Linked DNA regions of Homo sapiens: region 1 is linked to region 2. A link is a contact called in ENCODE Hi-C or POLR2A ChIA-PET data. All regions are on one chromosome and are shown on one strand. Each heading gives the region's core, a stretch centred on a gene start or an enhancer-like site at or near the end of the contact. The rest is flanking DNA. Distances are from core to core; before and after follow the strand shown.

Region 1 (4,475 bases), core at 1,550-4,049, 1.0 Mb after region 2:
CTTGTCCCAAATCTCATACTATTAGCACAGAGGATTCAGGTTGTGACTCCCCATCCAGTGTTCTCTACTATTGCTTCCACTAGGACTCAGAGGTCTTGAGATTCTAGTCCTGGTCCTGTCTTTGACTTGCTCTGTGACTTTAGGCAGCTCACTTTCCCTCTCTGAACCTCAGCTTTCCTGTTTGAAAAATGGCTTAACCTCTGCCCTGTTGTGAGTGTCAAATGGGAGAATATCTAATTTACAGCATAAAGGATTTTTATGAGCCCTGAGACCCACCAGTCCTAGTAGAGTGGGAGAAACCTAGTAGGGCAGGAAAGTGGGTTCTCGTGGTACTTACATGTGCGTATGGCAGGGGCTTCATTTGACAAAACACCTCCTTGTTCTGTCATTGAGAGAGTTCCTCGCCTCCTGCCTGTTTCTCTTAGTCCTGGGTGGCAATCAAGCATCTGATTTTCCCCCTTTCCTAGTTCAGGTGCCTGTTATTCTGTCATTAGCACACAGTAAGGAGGCCCAGGGGTGGGGAGCCTGCTGCAGTGCCACCCCCACCCCAGGACACATCCCTATTACTTGAGAAGAAGGGAGTGTGGAAACGTGTGATTCAGTTGACACAGATTCATTGTACTCGCCCAGTTCTTCGCTCTGGAACGCACTTCTACATAAGGCAGGCTCAGCTGTGGCTTAGGAGGCCAGCCAGAGCCTCGAGTCTGCAGGACCTGAGCGAGTGGTGGTCTGCTCAGCAGGCCTCCTTGGCTTCCCTTGGCCTCTGGCCCTCACTGACCACATGACCAAGGAGAGCCTGCTGGGGCCAAAGAGAACCTCTTTCCCACCAGCTTTATCTGGGAGCCTGTGGGTCTGCGTTTCTCATCATCTGACCCACTGGAAAAGGAAAGGCAGGAGTTTCCATAAGGGAATAAATGGATGCGGAAGGAAACCACCCCTCAACCCCCGGTAAAGGGGGGTTAGTGTGAGAGAGACTGCAGCCTTCACGATAGTGTGAGGCAGAGATGCCAAAACTGTCCTGGGAAATAGTGCCTCTGCGCCTCCACCCCACACCCTCCCGTCCTGCAAAGGTTTAGTAAGCACCTACTCAGTGCTTGGCACCTTTCCAGGTGCTGGGACTCAGCAAAGGACAAGGCCAGGTGCTTGGACAGTTTATATTCTGGAGAGGAGACGGATGGTCCCTGGTTCCATGCTATGCTTAAAACACAGTGATGCGGCCGGGTGCGGTGGCTCACACCTATAATCCCAGCACTTTGCGAGGCTGAGGTGGGTAGATCACTTGAGGTCAGGAGCTTGAAACCAGCCTGGCCAACATGGCGAAACCCCATCTCTACCAAAAATACAAAAATTAGCCAGGTGGTGGAGCATGCCTGTAGTCCCAGCTACTCGGGACGCTGAAGCAGGAGAATCGCTTGAACCCAGGAGACAGATTGCAGTGAGGTGAGCTCACACCGCTGCACTCCAGCTGGGGCGACAGAGTGAGACGCTGTCTCAAAAAAACAAAAACAAAAACCCACAGTGATGTAATCCCCGTGAGTGGAAGGATTGGAGTGTTGGGGAAGGCCTCTCTCACTGCGACTGAACAGTGGGAAGGTGGCCCCAGGACCTGGGGGAGGTGTCCCAGGTGGACAGCCCCAGACAGAGGGTTGTGTTCCATGGGAAGGAAGAAGGCCACCATGCCTACTGTATAGGGAGGGTGGGAGAGTCCAGGAGGTGGTGAGAAAGCAGGCAGGCTCCAGCTGCACTCGGCCCCTGAGGACTCCGGGTTTTAGTCAAGGGCAATGAGAAGTCAGGGGAGGGTTTTCAGCAGGAGAGTGAGCGATGAGCCCTGGTATCCGCTCTGCCTCCAGCTCGCTGGGCATGGTGGGCAAGCCCTGCCCCTCTTGATGGGAGCTTCCTCCTTCGTGATGTTGCCTGGGCTTCTGGAACCCAGGAAGACTCTCAAAGGTACTAACAGGTGTGGAGAACTTTCCCCTCCCCATTCTTTCAAAGTCACATAGATAACATGGGGAATGCCCACTTTGCTGGATTCTCACAGGCTGCTCAGACACCCTGAGTGGTAAATACCATGGACTTGGGGAGTGGTTTCTTAGTCTGGGGTTTGGGTCAAATTAACTATCATAGGGTCCTTAAATAGCCTACAAAGTAGTGTATATGGAAAATAGGTACGTGTATATGAGTTTATGCAAATAGAGAATTCACATGCAAGATACATCACCCTACTTCTAATGTGTAAGAAAGAAATAGAAATATGGCTATTTATTTATTTATTTGTTTTTTTGAGACGGAGTCTCACTGTGTCCCCCAGGCTGGAGTGCAGTGGCATGATCTCGGCTCACTGCAACCTCTGCCTCCCGGGTTCAAGCGATTCACCTGCCTCTGCCTCCCGAATAGCTGGGATTACAGGCGTGCACCACCACGCCTGGCTAATTTTTGTATTTTTAGTAGAGATGGGGTTTTGCCATGTTGGCCAGGCTGGTCTCGAACTCCTGACCTCAGGTGATCTGACCCACCCACCTTGGTGCTGGGATTACAGGTGTAAGCCACTGCGCCTGGCCTATTTATCTTTTTTGCCAATCACATAATGTTAAATTCACTCTGGTTAAATAGGAATATGATGGGTTGCCACTATATGACTTTTGGTTAATAAACATGGGAAACCTAATTAACTCTTTCATAATTCCTCCCATTTCAAAGCCCAGGGCCATGGTGGAGCTGTGGGGGTTCCCCAGGGAGCCCAGTGTGGGAACCACAGGACCAGATGGGCTGTGAGGCCCCTCCAGCTCCCACGCTGTGCAGCAGCAGGGGCAGCTGTGGGCCGAGCACTGCTGAGTCATCTCTCCCTCGGCCTGGTCATGTGTTGGCTGACAAGCCCAGGCTGGTGTGGAGTCCTGGCCTGGGTTATTGGGGAACTGACTTCAGCTCTGGCCTGCCGAGGCCCCCAGCCTACTGGGAAGGGGGAATCGCCAGCTACCTACTGCCTGTCCACCCACCTGAGGGTCCCCTGTCTGTTCATAAACCCCAGGAGCCGGCCACCTGAGAGGGCTGCATATCCTGGGTGTGTGAGTGCTGCCTGGGGGCTCTGGCATGACAGCAAGGCGGCAGTCAGCTCCAGGCAGCACTGGGCTGAAGGTGTGCACTGGCATCTTGCTGCCCTGTTGAGCATGACATTTCCTTAAATGCCATGAAGGGGCTGCCTGACCTTCACTCTCTTGCCAGGACCCCCTTTCTACCTCTTTCTGGGTTATTTATAACAGTGTTTACAAGAAAAAGGGCTTCTCAGCTGAGCCCTGGCCCTGCTCCCTCGGTCTCTCCTGCCAGCCAGGGCAGGAGATGCGGAAATAGAACCAGAGAACGTGGACACTATAGGACCCCAGAAAACACCTCCAGATGGAGTGTGTGGGACACTTTGTTTTTTTAGGTCTCTGGGACTTTTTTTTTTTTTTTTTTGAGACAGTTTCGCTGTTGTCGCCCAGGCTGGAGTGCAATGGTGTGATCTCGGCTCACTGCAACCTCCGCCTCCTGGGTTCCAGCGATTCTCCCGCCTCAGCCTCTCGAGTAGCTGGGATTATAGGCACCCACCACCATGCCCAGCTAATTTTTGTATTTTTAGTAGAGACGGGGTTTCACCATATTGGTCAGCTGCTCTCGAACTCCTGTCCTCAGGCCGTCCACCCACCCTGGCCTCGTAAAGTGCTGGAATTATAGGCTTGAGCCACTGTGCCTGGCCAACTTTTTAAAAAAAATTGTGGTAAAATGTACCTAACATAAAATTTACCCTTTTTTTTTTTCCTTTTTGAGACAGGGTCTTGCTCTGTCATCTAGGCTAGAGTAGTGCAGTGGTACCATCACAGCTCACTGCAGCCTCAACTTCCTGGGATCAGGTGATCCTTCCACCTCAGACTCCAGAGTAGTTGGGACAATAGGCATACGCTACTGTGCCTGGCCAATTTTTGTATTTTTTTTTTTTTTAGAGACAGGGTTTTGCCACGTTGCTCAGACTAAAATTTACCATTTATAAAGTACAAAACAGTGGCATTAAGTCCATTCACCATGTCATAAAACTATCAGCAGTCCAGCACTTTTCTGTCCTCCCAAAGTCAGGTACTTTGTCATCCTCCTGACACAGGAGGATGGCTGGCATGTCCCTAGGCACATCTGAATTTTGAGGAAATCCCACACAACATGGCAAGGAAAGGAAGCACCTGCCAGCTCATGAGCAGGGTGTCAGTGGTCGCCCCTTCAGCCGTGTGACATGAGCAACAGTCACCCTTTGCTTTCCTTCCGACTCAGGACCAAGGTCAGAATTCCAGCGAGTAGACTGCCAGAGGACATCCTGATTGCAGGAAGAACCAGGAATCTGCTCCAGTCTCTTTCTTTTCTTAAGCAAAATCGATGCATTTCACTAACTTCACTCCTTTCATTAGAAATAGGGCACGTGTTTTGTAACTCACCTCAAAGCTGAATGCCACCCC
Region 2 (4,055 bases), core at 1,505-4,004:
TAGGTATTTCAAATAAAAGGTATTAAATACAGGGAGTTCATTGCACAGTTCTTGGAAGTTTATACAAACAAAAAGAAAATGATGAAGAAATTTAGATATGAGTAACTGCAGAAAGTAGCTACCACGTATAGCATTGAAAGAAGAGAAAGGAAATGGAAAGGCTACAAGAAACTCAAATTTATAGGGGGTTGCCATGCCTATCTGATGCTTACACCTCAGGAGGAGGAGAAACCATGTGGCTGGATCTCAGACTTCTTAGTTGGGAAATACCCGCAGCTTATAGTGGGGGTGCCGAGTTCATTGCACAGTTCTTGGAAGTTTATACAAACAAAAAGAAAATGATGAAGAAATTTAGATATGAGTAACTGCAGAAAGTAGCTACCACGTATAGCATTGAGAGAAGAGAAAGGAAATGGAAAGGCTACAAGAAACTCAAATTTATAGGGGGTTGCCATGCCTATCTGATGCTTACACCTCAGGAGGAGGAGAAACCATGTGGCTGGATCTCAGACTTCTTAGTTGGGAAATACCCGCAGCTTATAGTGGGGGTGCCAAAAGGAGCTAGAGATAGAACGCTAACTCTCCTTTGTTGCCAGAAGGAAACATCAAGATACCCAGCAAGAAATTCTGTGAAATATAGTTAGTAGACTTCCAGCACTAGCATCATAGAACAGACAGGAAGGTGGAATTGAAGCTGAGATGCGATAGGTACGTAACCAGCACAAGAACCTGATATAAAGGTATACAGGTTTCACATAATTAGGAAACAGGGCTGCCGATGGGTTTCTAACTCTACCTCCGTCACTGGTTGACCTTGTCCTTGGGCAAACATCTTTCTTCCTCTGAGCTTTAGATTCCCCATCCATGGCAGGGGGAAAGAGCTAGATGATCGAAGGGCCTTTCCAAGTAGGAGCTGGGATTTGACAGAAGCAGCACCAGGGAGTTGCTGGGATTTCTGAATGACATCACTCTAGAGGGTCCTATCTCAGGCTTTAGCCATCAAACAAATAGGGCATCTCCTGTTTCTGGTTCTGCAGCTACTGTTTACATGCTCCAATAAAGGCAGAGGAAGGAAGCCAGGGCTGAATTTCTTCAATGTGGTGACTCTATTGGCCAAACTGATTCCAAAACGTGCCATTAAGAGGAATGTTTCACTGAACTTGGAGCAGTAAATGGAAAAATAACCAAAATGACAGCAGGGGGAGGAGGGGTCGAGGGGAAAAAGGAGCAAGTTGGGAGGTGAGTAAAGAGAGCATGTGATTTTTAGACACACAGATCCTAAATTTGCCACGCGTCTGATTCACAGCAGCATTGTATTCTCCAGTTCTGTCTTCCTGACATTGCCTCTCTGCCTTTCAACAGTCATGGCTCTTTTTGAAAGTCGGTTATAATGCACAGAGACTGGGTTCAAGTCTCAATTCAGCCACATACGAGCTGGGGGACCTAAAACAAGTCATTTATTTTTGCCTCCTGTCAGCCTCAATTTCCTCACCTGCAATTCTGCCTGCCTCTCAAGATCATGAAAATTAAATGAGCTAATATGTGTGGAAGTGCTTCCTCAATCTGGGTGCTATGTATAAAATGTAGTCATTTTTTGAAAATGCATTAGGCATTAAAATACACTTATAAAAATGCATTGAGCATATTTAAGATTTTTGTACTTATTTGTATGTTATACTTCAATAAAATAATTACAAAAAAGGTAAAACTATGAGAAGAAGTAAACGGTGGATTAAATTTATTTAATTTATGAACTAATGGTAGTAACATGTGATAAGTGACCAACTTGGATAACATAGGCAATAGTATGAGTTAACATATAAGGGGAGCAAAGCGCTCTAAATTTTATATACATAGCTAAAATTCTGTAGGTATAGCCTTTATTTAAATTCTAGCTTTGCAAAAGAAACCTATGGTCATTGTAGAAAATTTGGGATCTATAGGAAAACACAACGAGGAAAGTAAAAAGTAACCATAATTTCGGCCCATATACAAAAAAAAAGTAATCTGTGAATTGTAAATGCTACTCAACTAGCTGACGAAAATGTTATTTCTTTATTCATTTCCTCCTCCTCTACTTCTTGACATGCTCAGAAGTTGAGAATTATTATAAGCCAGATGGGGCAGCAACGCAGGGGCCTGCAGAAGGCAGGAAGGTAGCACAAACAAGTGGAACAGTGGGATGAGTCACCACAAATGCAATGACAAATGATAGCTGCCCACTCAGCCTGAAAGCCGGGGGACTTCAGGGAGAGGTGGAGACTGGCAAACTCCAAGCCATGTGCCCCAAGGGAGCAGGCTCTTCTCAGCTTCAGCTCGCTCCTTTCATATTTCCAGTGTGGCTGGGTCATTGACATTACTGAGAGAAACTGGCAATCTGGAATGCTGTGTGAAGATACTCAAATTTTAAATGTTAAAGCCTAATTAATTTTTTACACTCTGCAGGCCACACCAAAGACATCCATAGGCCAGATGTGGGCTGTGAATGCCAGTTTGCAACTGCTGCTAATGGCAAAGGCAGTGTGGGGGCGGGGGAAGTTCACTGAAGGTCTTGGGCTGGGAAGTAACAGGAGCACGTTTGTAGTTCAGAAAATTCCTGGGGTAGCTGGTAGGAAGGAGAGACTGGAGTGGGGAGAGACTGGAGGTGATATAAATATATTTCTCTGAGTGAGTGATGATTGGTGCCTCAACTAGGGCTATAAAAAGAAGCTGGAGTGGGAGGGGAAGGGGTGTGGTGTTGGAGAGTTGATGCAGGGAGGGGCTGGGAGCCCAAGGGGGTGCCCATGTAGCAGTTTTGCCTAGAGCCCTGGAGACCCACAATTCAAGTTTGAGGAACAAACTTGTTTCATAACAGACAACCGGAAAGGAGAAATTGCTTGGTATTGGGGAGGCCTTCTCCAAAAATAGCAAAAAGGTGAAACAAGCCACTAATTGTGGAACTTGAGGGCAGGGCCTTGGAGGTTGTGAACACTGAAAGAAATGTGGGCTGAGCAGCCTCAACTAGAGATCAATGGAAGAGAAGGGAACAAATTTGATATGAAGTCCTACACCTTGAAGGGACTGCAGATGCTTAGTCTAAGGAAGAAAAGACACAAGGAAAATGGAGCTTGCTTGCAAAGATTACTTATTGAGCATCAACACATTCAGGAGTTCCAGCTGGTGCTAGATTTGGGGGATATAATGATAAGCAACAGCAAGTAAAGTCTATGTTGTTTCTGCCCTGAGGGAGTGTTTGGAAAATATATTAATGGAATGATCTCACAAATAAAGGCGAAGGTGCAAGGCTGAGATAACTGCTGGGAAGAAGGGCCCAGTGTTTTGAGAGCATGTCCCAGAGGGTGGGGATGTAGACTTCCAGAGGAAACGATGATAAGACTGAGAGCTAAGAGATGAGCAAGAAAGTAAGAGATAAACAGAAGGGAAGGAAAGACTTTTAGACATTGGGAACAGCATGTGCAAATACCTGACTCACAGGAAGGGCTGAGAAGGTCAGCATGGCTGCAGCACGCTGTGAGGGACATGCAGGGCTGTCTCCAGAGGCCCATGAGCTGTGGGACAGAGGAGCGATGGGGCTTGTTCTGTGTGGTCTGCAAATGCATCCATTAGGGGTGCTGCAGACAGTTATTCAGTTATTCTAAGAGACTTACGGTGGAGGTGCTGGGAGTTTCTTTATTTTAAATTCATGAAAATAAAAAGGTAGCATTTATTCAGTTTCACCATGTGCCAGGCCCTGTCTAAATAGTTGTCTCGTGAATCCACACAATAGTCTCAGGTGGTAAGTGCTCCCGTTACCTACTGCTGTGTAACAAACAATCTTAAAAGAGCTGGTGGCTGGAGTAGGCTGGGTGGGGGATCTGTCTCCATGCAGCTGCTCCATCGCATGGCTACTTTGGGCTTCTTCATAGCATGGAGGTCTCTGAATAGTATACTTCTTACATAGTGGAGGACTTTCCCCAGAGCAAGCAGTTCTGGTGAGACAGGCAGAAGTTGCCAGTCCCCTAAAAGCCTAGCTCCATAACTGGCAGCCTCACTTTCACTGAATTCACTGGACGTAG

The links. A loop is a pair of places that touch in the nucleus more often than their neighbours do. ChIA-PET counts read pairs that join two places held with the same protein, here RNA polymerase II (POLR2A). Pooled maps may share reads with other maps.
Region 1: a pooled map shows a loop between it and region 2 (4-fold over the local background). The contact joins two enhancer-like sites. A Hi-C loop is called at or near these places in 2 of 37 single-sample maps with no recorded cell type and 3 of 50 pooled maps. POLR2A ChIA-PET finds 5 or more read pairs at or near these places in 1 of 52 experiments (activated T-cell).

What each region holds. Positions count from the first base shown.
Region 1 is chr5:149,803,177-149,807,651 of GRCh38, forward strand. All of the region lies in intron 1 of PPARGC1B (PPARG coactivator 1 beta), which reads left to right. Among named protein-coding and RNA genes, the nearest start is that of MIR378A, 73 kb to the left of the region's middle. RefSeq lists enhancers at 1,060-1,869, 2,521-3,170, 2,760-2,904 and a cis regulatory region at 2,827-2,837. Within about 2 kb of position 2,800, at least 29 of the 41 ENCODE cell types and tissues checked have a DNase peak (open chromatin) inside an H3K27ac peak, as active enhancers do.
Region 2 is chr5:148,803,322-148,807,376 of GRCh38, forward strand. No RefSeq gene overlaps it. Among named protein-coding and RNA genes, the nearest start is that of ADRB2, 21 kb to the right of the region's middle. RefSeq lists enhancers at 2,207-2,286, 2,687-2,736. Within about 2 kb of position 2,755, at least 11 of the 41 ENCODE cell types and tissues checked have a DNase peak (open chromatin) inside an H3K27ac peak, as active enhancers do.